2 separate regions of the Mus musculus genome follow, and region 2 is linked to region 1. A link is a loop called in an ENCODE intact Hi-C map of the cell type or tissue named here. Cell type or tissue: left cerebral cortex. All regions are shown on one strand.

Region 1 (8,000 bases):
TTGTACACTGATCTGTGTGTACCTTTAGGACAGATGCTTAGATGTGACATTGGATCCTTGCCCTGGAGGAGGTGGGCAGACCTTTGGATTTTTGCCATCTCTAAGATATACCATTCTTTACTAAAGAATTTGCTTAAGTGTCTTTTTCTGGGGCATGTGGGCCCTTTTTAATTCCTCTGATGTAACTTGGATTTTCATAATTCCTACCCATTTTTCTGTTGGGACATTGCCATTTGTTCTTGGGCTTTGTAGAGCTTTTTGATTATCAGTCAGGTTGGTTTTGACTATTACAGAAGTGCACCCCTTGTTCCACATTGATTGTTAGTGTTTTGGGGCCTAGAAGCTGTTTTATACTCCTACTTACCCATTCTTTACTCCTAGTTTTTTGACTTTGGAATTATGACTGCTTTGTCAACAGAAAGGTATTTCACATGTATGCTTTCCTTTTTCTAGCCCCAGTGTGCTCTTGTTTTTGCCAAGCACATTGTTACCTTCTGTGAATGGTGGTGGCCATAGTTCATCACACTCCTGGAGTTTGTGATCACATGTTCTTCACCAGCCAAAATGTCCTAGGGAACCATTTAGCAGTGACTGACTGATCACAGAAAAGGGAACACTTCACTTGTTTTGCAAGGTTCTAGACATTTTGTGGGACCTTACCGTCATTGGTATTAGACCTGCAGTTCTAGTAAAGGAAAGGAAGTTGTAGTTGAGAAAGCAATAAATATGCCTTGCTCATTCCTTAGGTCTAAATCCTTCCTGCCCTCCTGTAAGCTTTCATGGTTCTGAGTGGTATCTGTGAATCCATCCCGGGGGCTTTTATTTACATGGTTTCTTTCCCATTAAGAGTGAGAAGGCTAAGTAGAATTCAGATTATAAAAAAGGATTTAAAAAGTAATCCTGAGCTGGGGGCTTTCTCGGAATTTTCAGGGGATGCAGAGTAAGTTTTCCATTTCCTAATTCCCAGGTATCTATCAGAAAGATCTTTAGGAAAATGTTAAAGGAACAAACAAGTTCTTTGCTTATGTGTTTTCATTTAAATACCTAATCTATAATTTTCCTTTAGGAATACTATTGGTTTAGGTTGAGTCCAGTTTTGTGGTGGTATATATCACTTTTCTATAGCTGCTTTAAAATTTTTCCTAAACTTGGAAGAGCAAGAACAACAACAACAACAACAACAACAACAAATCACTCTTTCCTGTCTGGAAGCCACATATTAAGTTTTTTCTGGAGGCTGTGAGAATCAATTCCAGGCATTCTCTTAACTTTCAGTGGTTTGTGGTAGTCCTTGGTGTTGCTTGGCTCATAGACCCATCACTCCAGTTTCTGGTTCTAGGGCCTTGTGGTTTCTTCCTCTCTTCTGTCTCATAAGGAAACCATGTTGTGCATGTGGGGTCTATTTGATTAGATTAAGGAGGATCTCCAGTTCAAGACCCTTAACTCATTCCACCTACCAAGATCCTTTCCCCAAATAAAGTCTTGTTCTCACATTATGGGGGTTTGGGCTTATATAACCCGGAGTATGGATATCATCAGAACCTGAGTAAATGCAGCCCAAAGGCAGGGCCTTTAAAGCCTTGTAATTCTGCTAGAGAGACCTGGTCTCTAGGGTGATGACCAGTAGTCTTCAGAGTTTGAAGGCAGACCCTTGTCAGTGCTTGATGCTGTTAGTAGGGTCAGTGGGAATGATTGGGAAAGGCAGGTTGGCTATAGTAGGAGAGAGCTGTTGGGCTGCCTGCAGTGGCTGCATGAGCTTCACGCTTCTTGGATAAACAGAGATGCATAGGTGCATTTCTGACCAGTACTTTATCCTGAAAGGGTCCCAGAAAGCAGGTGTGACCCAGGTTACACAGTAGGAAGCTTGAAAACATGGGCTTCATGCACTGGTCAAGACAAATCTGAGGGTGGCACAAGGTAATGGTTGGGACCTAGTACCCTTCTAGAAGGTGGGAGCCCTTGCCACCGACTTACCCTGCAGTATGGTGTATGATTAACCGTACATCAAAGATTTGAGATTCTACCATCTTTTTGACATGAGACATGCTCTTTTCTTTTGCAGAATTACTTAAGCTAGAACTGGAAAAAGTGGTCGTTCCATTCCCCTCAGGAATTAGTCTACTTGCTTTTGCACAAATTTTATGTGGCCTCTGGCAGACAACTTTTAGATCCATACAGCTAGAAGCATGCCCTTTCCAGAAGACCTGTTCTGGAATAGATAGTGCTTCTTATGTATGCTCTCTTCCTGTTGGCCCATGCCCAAGAGAAAACCAGAGAGCCAGTAAGACAGTACAGAGTGCTTCACCTACTGAAGTAATAAACGATAAGGCAGATTGTAGGTAGGAATGATATCTAAAAAGGAACAATTGCAGCCCTGTGTGTGACACCCTCAGGCAAGGTAAGGCCTACCTTTTAGTGTTTCCCCTTTCAAGGTGGGAGTTTGGAGAGATGAACAAGCACTTTGGAAGCATCCCCAGCCCTCTTTACCTGACAACAGTTTGGTCCTCACAGTGACTGCTTCATTGGAGTGCCTCTCCAGTGTTATGGCACCATCATCTGTTACCACCCAAGGCTGTGATGAAATAAGATACAACATATCCGATGACACAGGCCTGCATGGCTAGCATCTTGAACATTTTATTACATGAACATTCTCTGTACGATGGTATAAAAAGGCCCGAGGATTAAATTATGTATAAAATATGAAATAAAGAAGTAAGACTTTCAAGCATGCACTCTGTCCTCCCTTGTTGGATGTAGGGGTAGGATTGCCAGTAACAAAGGTTTTCTTTGCTATTTCTATCTCTTTAATTCCCCTGTATTACATAGGAAGTAGCTGTTACACACAGCTCTGAGGTTTCTTCTGCCTATGGCTGAGGAAAGCTCATTATTGACACAACAGAGTGGTGAAAGGGGCCAAGTCAACTAATTTGGGGCTTGAATTTCCTGTGGTTGCAGCAACAAAGTACCACACGTTAGGGAGCTTAGGCAACAGATTTCCTCTCCCTGTTAAGGATGGCAGGCATCTGAGAAGTGGGTTCCTCATAAGGGATAACCCATTCCAGTGCCCCTCTCCAGTGTGTGGCAGGTCCCAGAAATTCTTAGTTTTCTCTAGTTGTACCTGCATCTCTGCCTCTGCCACTTTTGTCACATGGCCATCTTGTGTTTCCTTTTTATAAGCACACCAGTGTTGTATACAGGTGGGTATTTGGAAACATGGAAGCATTTTGTTCAGTATCTAGTGACAGTGATGGAAAGAGATGATTTGCAGAGAAGGTCAGAGCAGCATGAGGGTCTTAGGTATGGAGCTGCAGCCAACATTATGGACATGGAAGAGAGGGATTGCTGGACTTTTGGTTTCCTGCCTGGGTACCTGGACAATCTATCTACCATTGGGAGGACTAGGTAACAGTGGAAGTTAGTTATGAGAGAAGTTGTTTGATGTTCAATTCTGATCTAGCCAGGCTCAGTGTGAGATGTCCTGGGTCCCTTCATCTTGCCTTGACTGTTAGGTGCAGTTTCATATTGAAACTGCAGGCTCTTTTTTATCCATTGCTACTGGCAACCAGTGTGATCTGGTAAATCTGTTTCCACTTTGCTTAGTGCTCTCCACTGATTTTCTGTTACTTGAGACCTAAACTCCATCTTCAGCCTTGTGTTGATCTAATGTCATGTCAACTTCTCTAAAAGCTCAGCCAATTCTACACTGGCCTTCTATTCCTTTCCTCAAACCACTTAGCACTTTTTTTTTTTAAATTTTTTTAGATTTATTTATTTATTTATTATATGTAAGTACACTGTAGTTGTCTTCAGACACTCCAGAAAAGGAGTCAGATCTTGTTACGGATGGTTGTGAGCCACCATGTGGTTGCTGGGATTTGAACTCCAGACCTTTGGAAGAGCAGTAGGGTGCTCTTACCCACTGAGCCATCTCACCAGCCCAGCACTTCTGTTTCTTAAGGCTGTTGCTCCTGTTGTCTCCTTTGCTGAGAAAGTTCTGTTCCCTAATTTGTACTGTTGACTACTTTTTGTCATCCATATAAGTGTAAACAAAAGTTCTTTCATCTGATCTCTTCATCCTAAATCATACTACCCTGTTTTAACTCACATTACTACCACTGACCTTTTCTAGTGTTTTTTTCTTTTCTACCACTAGAGGGAGACAGAAGCCGTATCAATTTAGTCGTATACTCAACACAGGGAAACTGCATTTACTGATGGCTGAGCTTGTCTGAGACGATATCAGGATTCCCCTGCCAATATCTTCATGGACGTCACTTGTCACCATAATTGGTGACTTATAGAAGTTATTAATGTACTAGAAATTATAGTACAGAAATCTTATTTTAGGACTATAGTACCAATAGCCTTTTTTTGTGGTGCTGGGGATAGAACCCAGGGTCTTTCACATGTAAGCATTCATACCATCACTGAGCTACAATCCCTGGTTATCAGCTTCTCACTTTATTTACCTTCCCCTGACTTTGACAGCCCTGTCTAGTTTGGAACTTATTATGTAATCCACGATGGCCTTGAATTTACAGCCATCCTCAGCCTCTCCAGTGCTAGGATTATAAATATATCTGACTAGCTTATTTTTTTCATTTTGTTCAGGTTTTTAATGAGTGTCTTGGTTTCAGATATGAAAAACAGAATTTGGAAGAAAGCCAGTTGGGCCAGTCTGTGGTAGAGCATGCACTCAAAGTTGAAGCAAGATGTTAATGAGTTCTAGGCTGGCTTAGGCTTCATAGCAAGATCCTATCTCATAAAACAAAAAGTTAACTGGTGATTCCCTGGAGGTGAGAGGGGTGAGGAGAGAGTGATAGTTAATGAATACAAAGTTCTTTGAGGGAAAATGAGAATATTCTGAAATTGGCTATGGCGATACTCATACATTTGTGAATGTGCAAGGAACACTTCAGATGAATGACTTTTGTTGTATATGGATTAGGTTGCAATAAAACTGGCATTTAAAATGTTATCTAAGCCCTGCAGTTTTCCAGAACTTTTTGTGACAACGAAGATGATATAAAAAGAGTTGAATATTTGCTTTTGTTAAATTTAATTTTATTAATTTTTACTTATTCACTTTATATCTCGCTCACTGTCCCATTCCTGGTCACCCCCTCCCACAACCCTTCTCCCCAAATATTTGCTTTTGAAGCTGTTTGACAGGTGAACTATTGATGAGCTCTTGGCATTGTTCCACTAAGTAGAAGGGCAGAGCTGGAGGTGAGACATGTGTGACTGACTTTGTCTCACAAAATAGAATGATCACACCATAGCCTTTCTTCTGAGTTCCACAATTGGAACTAACTGAAGACTAGCAGTTGCCTCTAAATCAGCATGGACTGGACAACACATGGGCCCTACCTACTACACCAATAGAGGAACAAAATTAAGTGGGCAAGTATGATAGGTAGTGGCCAGTGGGAAAGAAGAGACCACCTAGGCACAGCAGCTTTTTTGATTTCACTGGTGCCAAGTATCCTAGGATCAGGGCTGGGATGGAATTTGATTTGTCAGTCTGGCAGGCCCATCCATGCTCTTATGGATTTAAAGATTGGCTCCATAGTTAAGTATATTAATGGAAAAGGGACACAGATGTGAAAAGGGTAAGGATATTTGCTCTAAATATTTTGTGTGACTGAAAGAAGAGTTTAGGATGGGTTACAATGTCACAATGGGCTGAGTTCTATGACCACTGTCTAGTGGTTCTTGACCTGTGGGTTGCAACCCTTTTGGGGTCACATATCAGATATCCTGCGTGTCAGATATTTACATTATGATGCATAACAGTAGCAAAATTACAGTTGTGGAGTAGCAATATGAAAATTAATGGGTGGGGGCTTACTACGGCATGACGAACTGTATTAAAGGTTGCAGCATTAGGAACGTTGAGAACCACTATGTGGGGCCCATTTTGGCTATAATAGGCAGAGTCACAGAAAGTGTAAGGAACTTACATCTGTGTTAGAATGAAAGGGAATCACACTATGTAGGAATCAGTGCATTAATGGGGAGACTTCACACTTGAAGATACAAAAGAGGGACTCCAAGCTGTAGAGGATCAGGTTTTGTGTTTACTAGAGAATTGACAGGTTCCAGGGTTAGGACAGAGAAAGCACAAGGAGCCAAATAATATTGTCCCAGAAATATAAGGATGCTCTTAAAGAAAAACTGAGACACATTTAGCTGCATTAGGCATAAAAATCAAAATGACTGCAGGCTGAAATAAAAGTGGGCACATAACAATAGCAACTGTTATTGCTATTGTGCCAGAATTACCTTGATAATTCTGAAGGTATCTTGAAGGGAAGCAGCAAGAATTTAATATATTTAGCAAATGATAGAACATTGCTGATAGTTATCAGGGTGAGATATTGGATTTTTCATTTAAAAATACTTATTTGCAAATTTTTTTCTCTTTTTTTCTTTTTATTTTGTTTGCAAATTATTTTTAGTTATGTATATGTATACATGTATGGAGTATGCACATAGGTACAGGTGTTTGTAGATGCTAGAGGATCTGACTGCCTGCAGCTGGAGTTACAGAGAGTTGTGGTCTGCCTGACATGGATGATAGAAAACAAACTTGGGTTCCCCGAAAGTGCAAATGCTCTTAACCAATAAGCCATCTCTCTAGCCTCATAGGATTTATTATTTTTATTTTTATTATTTCTAAATTTGAGATAATACAATTACATCATTTCTGTCTTTCCTTTCCTCCATCCAAACCTTTTCATATACTTCTCCTTGTTCTTTTTCAAATTTATGGTCTCATATTTCATTATTGTTTTACATACATACATGTATATGTATATACATATGCATGTATATATATACACATATACATGTGTGTATGTCTATGTTTCTAAATATATAAGTATGATCTGTTCATTCTGTATATTACATGACTTTTTAAAAATTATGTATTTATTGTATGTGCTATAGCAGATATACAGAGTGCAGAGGACAACTGGCATGAATGAGTCTGTTTTCTTATTCAGCCATATAGTTCCTAAGGCTGGAACTCAGGTTCTCTGGCTTGGTGGCAGTTGGTTTTTTTTTTTCCCCACTGAGACATCTAACTAGCTTTGGATTTGTTATTTTTTGTAAGGTGTCTTAGTGGATATTTATAAAACAACTAGGATATTCATAAGGTACATCATGGTGGGTTAGATCTTTAAGGTATTTTCCCTCATGTTCCTTTTTAAAAGCCCACAAAGTGTGGGTATCATCTGTTCCTGATATAACAGGAAGAACCTAAGTAGCTCTGAGGATGTTTATCTACTCCTGAAACCATCCTCCTACCTCAACCTGTTAGCTGCTGGATTACATGTGTGTATCCCTTGGCTCAGCTTGAAACACACACACACACACACACACACACACACACACACACACACACACACACCCTACACACAGCTTTCTCCCTGTAGCACTGGGTGTCTTAGAACTTGCTCTGTAGAATAGCTTGTCCTTGAACTCAGAGATCTGCTTGCCTTTGCCTCCTGAGTGCTGGGATTAAAGTCCTGCACCACCACTGGTTGGCAAACTTATCTTCTTTTAAAACAATATTATACAAGAATTATTTTATTGTAAAAAGTAAGTAAATCAAAAGCATCACACTGCTACATTAATGTAGCCACTCAAACTGTAAAAGTCCCCAGACTTTAGCACAACTGGTTACATGATGGAAATACCATTTAGGCTGTGAATGTACTTAGATAGCACCACCTGCCAAAACAAAAACAAAGACCTAAAATCCATCAAAGTCCATAGTTCTGGGAAAGTCTCTAAATATTCTAATCTTAACTCTTTTTTTGCTTCTGTAGTTCTTCTAGCTAACCATTTTTCTTAACTGAATTATGTTAACCAAGGATTTGTTTTTTGTGTTTAAAGGCACAACCTGAGAAAGGCTTGGGGGCTGCGCTGGGATCCCGAACACCCAGTGTAATTGCTGACTGACTAATAAAGACTTTCTATTGGCTTAAACC
Region 2 (8,000 bases), 640 kb after region 1:
AACCATCTGTCACTATCCTTCTAGGGGATCCGACTCCCTCACACAGGCATACATGCAGTCAAAATGCATAAAATAAAAATAAATAAATTTTAAAAATGAAAACACACACAGGGAGAAGTGATTTAGCACTTGCTGATTTAGACTAGGTTTCAATTGCCAGCTCCCACATCATAACTACCAATCATCTGTATCTTTAGTTGCAAGGGAGCTGATGCACTCTTCTGATTTTTTGACAGCATTGAGCAGTCATGTGGTACACAAAAACACATATGTATTGTGATAGTTTATATATGCTCGACCCAGGGAGTGGCACTATTAGAGGGTGTGGCCTTATTGGAGTGGGTGTGTCACTGGGGCGTGAGCTTTAAGACCCTCATCCTAGCTGCCTGGAAGTCAGTATTCTGCTAGCAGCCTTCAGACGAAGATGTAGAACTCTCAGCTCCTCCTGCACCAAGCCTGCCTGAATGCTGCCATACTCCCACCTTGATGATATTGGACTGAACCTCTGAATCTGTAAACCATCCCCAAATATATGTTGTCCTTATAAGCGTTGCCTTGGTCATGGTATCTGTTCACATCAGTAAAACCCTAAGACATGTAAAATAAATAAATCTTTAAAAATTAAAAATTAAAAAAAAAAGTTCATTCTGAGTTTGAGGCCAGCCTGGTCTACAGAGTGAGTTCCAGGACAGCCAGGGCTACACAGAGAAACCCTGTCTCGAAAAACCAAACCAAACCAAACCAAAACAAAACAAAGAACCATGATCCAATAAATCCTTACTTGTATCCTAGGCTGGCCTGATATTCACTACGTAGCCCATACTAGCCTTGAACTCATGTCAATTTTCCTGTCTCAGCCTCCCACATGTCAGAAATAGGCATGACGCACCATTGCCTGGCTCCCTTCACAGTCTTTTGTCAGAGTACATAATTTGAAAATATTTCTCCCAGTCTGTAGCATATTTTATTGTACTCTTAACAATGTGTTTTGTAGAGCAAAAGGCTTAAATTTTAATCAAGTCCAGTTTATTATTAGTCTATTTGTTTGTTTTTGGGGATTTTGTTTGTTTTGTTTTGTTTTGTGATTTTTTTTTTTTGAGAGAAGCTTTCTCTATGTAGCCCCTGGTTGTCCTGGAACTCTCATTGTAGACCATGTTGGATTTGAACACATAGAGATCCATCTGTCTCTGCCTACCAAGTGTTGGGATTAAAGGGTTGTGCTGCCACACCTGACCATAGCTTTACATTTTACTTGTTTTTTATAATTTTTATAAATTTTAAAGATTCATTTATTTTATAAATATAAGTATAGTGTCCCTGTCTTTAGACACACCGGAATTGAGTCCCACTACAGATGGTTGTGAGCCATCATGTGGTTGCTGGGAATTGAAATAAGGTCCTCTGGAAGAGCAATCAATGTTCTTAACTGCTGAGCCACCTCTCCAGCCCCCGTTTGTTTGTTTGTTTGTTTGTTTTGTTTCTTTTTGTTGTTGTTTTTGTTTGGGTGTTTTGTTTTGTTTTGTTGAGATGGTTTTTCTGTCTGTCCCTGGCTGTCTTGGAACTCACTCTGTAGACCAGGCTAGCCTCAAACTCAGAAATCCACCTGCCTCTGCCTCCCAAGTGCTGGGATTAAAGGTGTGCACCACCACTGCCCAGCTTGCTGGTTTGTTTGTTTGGTATTTTGTTGTTGTTTGTTTGCTTGTTTGTTTTGGGGTTTTTTTGGATCATGTTTTTATTGTACTACACTTTTTCTTTTCTTTTCTTTTTCTTTCTTTCTTTTTTTTTTTCTGGAGACAGGGTTTCTCTGTGTAGCCCTGGCTGTCCTGGAACTCATTCTGTAGACCAGGCTGGCCTCGAACTCATAAATCCACCTGCCTCTGCCTCCCAAGTGTACTACACTTTTAACATTATTAAAAGCTTACTATAAACTTTATTCATATTATGATTGTATCAGGAGACCACACAGTAACTAACCTATACTTCCTAGGTGTAGACTTGTGTAAATGCATTCTGCGAAGTTTGTCTAACAGCAAAAAGAAATTGCCGCATCAGTAAGTGATGATACATGATAACATCTCTAGCTAGTAAATGATTTAGTACCAGAAGGAGTCATCCAAGTTCAGTGATGATTTCTCAAATAACTGTGGGAATATTGTTTTGGAAACTGGCCAGATTGTGGTGAAAATAGTGTATAGAAATATAGTCTGGAATCAAAATCTAAAAGTATATATGTCTTAGTCAGAGTTTCTATTCCTGCACAGACATCATGACCAAAAAGCAAGTTGGGGAGGAAAGGGTTTATTCAGCTTACACTTCCATGTTGCTGTTCATCACCAAAGGAAGTCAGGACTGGAACTCAAGCAGGGCAGGAAGCAGGAGCTGATGCAGAAACCATGGAGGGATGTTACTGGCCTGCTCAGCTTGCTTTCTTATAGAACCAAAGACTACTAACCCAGGGATGGCACCACCCACAATTGGTCCTCCCACCCTTGATCACTAATTGAGAAAATGCCTTACAGCAGGATCTCATGGAGGCATTTCCTCAAGGGAGGCTCCTTTCTCTGTGATAATTCCAGCTTGTGTCAAGTTGACACATAAAACAATGTACTAGCCAGTACAATATACTAACAAAACACATACTTTTTGTTTTAGTTTGTTTTGTTTTCTTTTTTTGTTTGTTTTTTGTTGTTGTTGTTTTTGGTTTTGGGTTTTTTTGTTTGTTTGGTTTTTGTTTTTTTTCGAGAAAGGGTTTCTCTGTATAGCCCTGGCTGTCCTGGAACTCACTTTGTAGACCAGGCTGGCCTTGAACTCAGAAATCCGCCTGCCTCTGCCTCCCGAGTGCTGGGATTAAAGGGGTGTGCCACCACGCCCCGCTCAAATCAGGATTTTTGTATGTAGTCCTGGCTGTCCTGGAACTAGCTCTATAGACCAGTCTGGCCTTGAACTCAAGCTCTGCCTGCCTTTTGGATTAAAGGCATTCATCACTAAACTAGGCTAAAACACTTTCTTAAATCAATGCTTATTGCTGGGCAGTGGTGACACATGCCTTTAATCCCATATATATGGGATTATATATATATATGTATATATATATATATATATATATATAGTAGAATTTTATTCAGCCTTAAGGAAGGATGAAATGGAATTGAGCCATTAGCAGGAAAATTGATGAAACTAGAGAGCATCAGGTGTTAAGATACTTTTCTTGGCACACAGATAGGATGAGGGTCCATGACTAGCAACAAAAGTGTTAAATTTCCAAGATGGCTTGTTTTCTTCCTCACACTCCTGATTTGAGACAAAGGCCTAGCAGTATAAAACAAAAGCCCTGTAAGCCTTTGTCTTCCACCTGTGAGACCCTGCTGGTGAACTAGCTCAACAAATTCAAGGCTGGTTCAGGGCTTGCTACAAAACAGTAGGCTAATCAACCACTCTATCTTTCTTCAAACTGACCAACCCTAAATTAGGAGAGGGAAACTTCAGAGACTTAAATCCCTAATCTTTGAGAAGAGACTGGATTTTTTGTTTTCCTGTGCAGAGACACACATTTACAAACTCTTAAGATTGTTTTCAAACACATTTTTTTTTCTCCTGCAGCTTCTAGGTTTTTAAATTGTGTCCTGGGGCAAAGCAGAGGTTAACTCTTGGCTTAAGAAAATCTGTCTGAGGGGAATGAACTTTTCTTTCTTTGCTCTCATCCATCACTCACTCACTCACTCACTCACTCACTCACTCACACTTCACTGTTGAACCTTATCATCAACCCTTAAAAAGTATTTTAAGCATAAACAGGACCTAAGTTTAATGATACTTTCAGGCTGCTTATTAAGACAATCTAGGGAAAGTAGAAAAAGTTGGGACTTCAGGAAGCTACTGGAGAAATAGAGACATTATAATGATGGTTAGAGAAGTAAGAGTGAAGAAAAATCCACGGGTTCTGGAACTCTCCGAAAGCAAAATCTCTCCAAAAAGATTTGAGCATAGAGATACAGGACAAAGATGAAGGCACTGGACAAATGGCAAATGAGTACTTCAGATTTACTCACCCTATTAATTATCACTGGAGCATTATAAAATAACATTTAATTCTAAGGGTCTTATCTGTTAATAGTCAATTCTGATCATTACCACTATTAGCAAAATGAATTCCATAAAGACATAAAAACCCATTGTAAGTCATAGTAAAAAAGAAAAAAAAAACAGAAAAAAAAACTGAAAAAATCTGATTTTAGCATTGTAGATCAGAAGAAAAAGAATACTATTTTTTTTTTTTTTGTCAGCAACAACTAACTGGAAAACTATTGGCAAATGATTCCATCTACAATGAAGATAACTAATGATCTATCAAATTCACTAGATATGGGTTATGAATCCAGAAAGCCAAAAGAATCTACAGAGGTAGAATAGGAAACAGGGTGAAGGAGGATATTCCAGAGATCTTATCTCAAAGGCAGTAGCTCGGATTAACAGCCAGAAGACTCTACCCGACAAAAGTCAGGGCTCAATCCTAGAGCTGTTACTTTCTGGCTGTTACATTATCTCAGCCACTAGAGCTCTGCACTTGATGTCCAGGCTGTGGAATTCGAACTTAAGTGTACAGGTTAAGTGTGAAACACACTGGAAAAAAACTTCATACAGAAAAAAGCAAAACATTACACACTGCTGCATATTGCTTCCGTATTAAAATAACATGCCAGATCCGCAGGGTTATGTAAAATTAACTACCAGAATCACTTTCAACCTTTTTAGTTTGATGTAGCTGCTAGAAAATTTAAAAGTTTACACGAGGCTTGCACTCAATTCCTATTGGCCAATACAGCCATAACTTAATAGGAATTTCAAGGAGTAAACAGCTTTCACTTTGACACTGTGTACCTCAATGTCTTTTTCAATTGAAACTGACATGATAGCAAGCAAAAAAATGTCTGTTTGAGTTAAAACCAGCTATTTATAGCGCGCTAAGAAGGATGTCCAAGTGCTGAAGCTGAAGCTAGACTGGAGGAGGGTACAGTACAGCCCACCCGCTGTAGTCTGTTACTGCAGAAGCCTGGCCAAGGTTCCAAGGCGCTCTGCCAAGGGTTGGCAGTGTGGGGTTGGGGTGGGGAGGAGTGAGGGGGAGCTTCCAGGCGCATGTGCGGTCACACCTCCGTGGCCGAATCAGCCAATGGGATTGAGTAGACAGTCCGCGGGTTCGTAGAGATTCCTGCCCCCGTACCCCGTCCTGTCCTCCTCCTCCTCCTCCTCTTCTCTACGTCCCTTTTTTATATCAGCAAGCTAGGGGCGGTGCAACGGTGGGCGGGTCCTAATGACGTGCCCGGACGGGTCTCACACCATAGGAGTCTACAGTTCTTAGTTTGTGGCGGCTTGGGCGGGACGCACGCGGTGCAGTTCAAGATGGCGGATGCAGAAGGTAAGAGGTTCTGGTGGCAGTGCCATGAGACCTGTGGGGCCTCCTACACGACCCGGAGCTAGTTATAGTGAGATTGCATCGTGACCCGCGGTTCCCCGTGTTCCCGCTCGCAGTTTGGCTGTCTCACCACTCGGCTCTGGCTCTACCTGTGAATGCACGCATTCGTGACCAGTGACTAGGCTTCATTAGATCCTGGCTTCGTGCAAAAGATTCTACCAGGGTCCCCTCCCAAAGGCATCAGCCGTGGAGGCGACTGTGTCGTGATAAGGAGACGCGGTAGCATTTCTGCTGGCACTAGGCAGGACATTATGGAAATGAGGGTAGCAAAGGTGCAGAGCAAGGGTTAGGAAGGAAAGGAACAGAGGAGTTGGAAGCAAGTGTAACTCAGACCTACAAGAAAAACTTTAAGAGATCACAAGCCCCTATGGACAGTGCAGTGTTCGTTTGTGAAACTTTCCAGCCTGTGGACAAGTGCTTCCCTAAGTAATATTTGGCCTTGCCACAGCCACGTGGAGAACCCGAAGGGAAGCCAACACGTGCTAGAGTCATTTACCAGCCAAGCCATCCTAGTGTTTGGCCTCACAAACGTAAGTTCTCTCCAGTAATGTCAGACTTTAAAATGTTTTCTTTGTCCCGATTTTAGAGTTAATTTTAAACTTTGGTTTTAGTTTTCAAAATCTTCAAATATTGAGTTTGTTTCTTGTAGTAATTACATTCCCAAAGAAGCATAAGAAGAAAAAAGACCGGAAGCCATTACAAGAAGATGATGTTGCCGTGAGTAGAAATTTACTTTGCTTCGACTGATTGAGATAATTTAGTAAACAGCACATTAAAGGGGGAAAGTGCTTTTAAATATTCTCAATCAATATGCTAGTACTTAGTGGTCATTATGTAGAACGGGCAAAAACCTGAAATCATACAACTCCCAGAGAAATTTTCTAACATGCATGGCATGCTAAATGGTGAGCTATTGACCCTGAATTTCTCTGCCTTACTCCATCAGCAGACCCATGGTTTTGTTAAAATATTTGGATTCAACTTGATCTTCCTAAAGTTGAGTGACCTGGGTTTCAGAAATCACACCCCTCCTTTCCTCTTGTTTAAAAGGCATGCACTTCCAAAATTAAGCTGAGAAATGTTTCTGCTCTATTGAAGGAAATACAACATGCTGAAGAATTTCTTATCAAACCAGAATCTAAAGTGGCTCAATTAGACACTTCTCAGTGGCCCTTGTTACTAAAGGTATGTTTTCTGTGTATCAGATGGATGCTTGAATTCCATATTATTTCTAGTTAATGCTTACTGCTGGGGTGTTGTGTTGCATGCTCTTTATTCCAGTGGGCCAGGCAAGCCTAGTTTACATAAAGAGACCCTGTCTCAAAAAAGGAATGCTCACTGCCAGCATAGTTTACATTTAGAAAACTTTAAATGATGTAGCATGGAATATAGTATGTCACCAAAATGTCAATTGCTGTTAGGTTTTAGACAATTGCACTTTTGAAATCAACTCCTGTAGACTGTTTCAGTGCCTAAGAACATGGGGTTTTGAAGCCAGACGCCTTTGAAATAAGAGTATATGTGATCCTAGGCCACTTTTTTTTTTAACAATTATTTCTTTTATGTGAGTATATTGTAACTGTCTTCAGACACACCAGAAGAGGAGGGCATTGGATCCCATTACAGATGGTTGTGAGCCACCATGTGGTTGCTGGGAATTGAACTCGGGACCTCTGGAAGAACAGTCAGTACTCTTAACTGTTGAGCCATCTCCCCAGCCATGGGCCAGTCTTTTAACCTCACTGAATCTATTAATTGCTCATGATTATTTTCTCTTAGGATGATGTGCAGGGAGTTATAGGAGGTATTCTATGAAGCATGCTTAGTTTACGGTTGCATGTCATAGAAATTATAGGTTATTATTTAGGGATTTAATTAGTGATATTGAGTAACCCATTGAACTAAAATTTATAATTTTCACAAAGTGGATACCAGCTATAAAGTTAAGACATCTAGCAAAGAAGATTTTAAAATATAAATTTAATATAAATTTTTATTTCATCGATTACAGTGTGTGGGTGGGATGTTGGGGGTGCATGCTCCACATGGCATACGTGTAGAAGTCAAAAGATAACTTGCAAAGTTTGTTCTCAAGTGTCGTGAGTTACTAGTATTGCAGTTTTCCCTAGTATGTAGGAAGGCTTAGTAGTGTGTCATTAATAATGGGAACAACATACATTTATGGGCTTGAAGGGCTACAGTGGTTGGTGGTGTTATTTACTGACTCTTGTTTTACTTCTATTGATATGTTATTAAACTTATGTTATTGCTTTCTAGAATTTTGATAAGCTAAATGTAAGGACAGCACACTATACACCTCTTCCTTGTGGTTCAAATCCTCTGAAGAGGGAGATTGGGGACTATATCAGGTAGGCATGCTCTGTCCAAACTTAAAGTCTTTTGAAACTGATGCTCTCACTGAATTTATTTGTTATTCAAGGGAGTAGTAGTGGCAGCTTAGAACAGCTTTGTCCTGAATATATAACCTAAATATGTGATTTGCTTTTCTTTTTATGTCTTCATGCTATTT

Evidence for each region. Peaks named below come from ENCODE experiments on the same cell type or tissue, not always from the same donor. Only the 100,000 strongest peaks of a DNase experiment are listed, where the experiment ranks them.
Region 2: a loop joins it to region 1, with 4 times the contacts of the local background. A loop is called at or near these places in 4 of 42 quality-filtered maps.

What each region holds. Positions count from the first base shown.
Region 1 is chrX:74,448,795-74,456,794 of GRCm38, forward strand. Ikbkg (inhibitor of kappaB kinase gamma) reads left to right here. Exons shown (of 10, transcript NM_010547.2): 10 at 1-4,984. Among named protein-coding and RNA genes, the nearest start is that of Ikbkg, 23 kb to the left of the region's middle. In left cerebral cortex, a CTCF peak has its summit at 4,152 (motif pointing right); a DNase peak (open chromatin) is centred at 4,167.
Region 2 is chrX:75,090,715-75,098,714 of GRCm38, forward strand. It overlaps Dkc1 (dyskeratosis congenita 1, dyskerin), which reads left to right and starts at 5,140. Exons shown (of 15, transcript NM_001030307.2): 1 at 5,140-5,413; 2 at 6,120-6,187; 3 at 6,569-6,655; 4 at 7,748-7,839. The coding sequence starts at 5,398. In left cerebral cortex, CTCF peaks have their summits at 4,512 and 5,042; DNase peaks (open chromatin) are centred at 5,193 and 5,809; H3K4me3 peaks cover 1,808 bases; H3K27ac peaks cover 880 bases.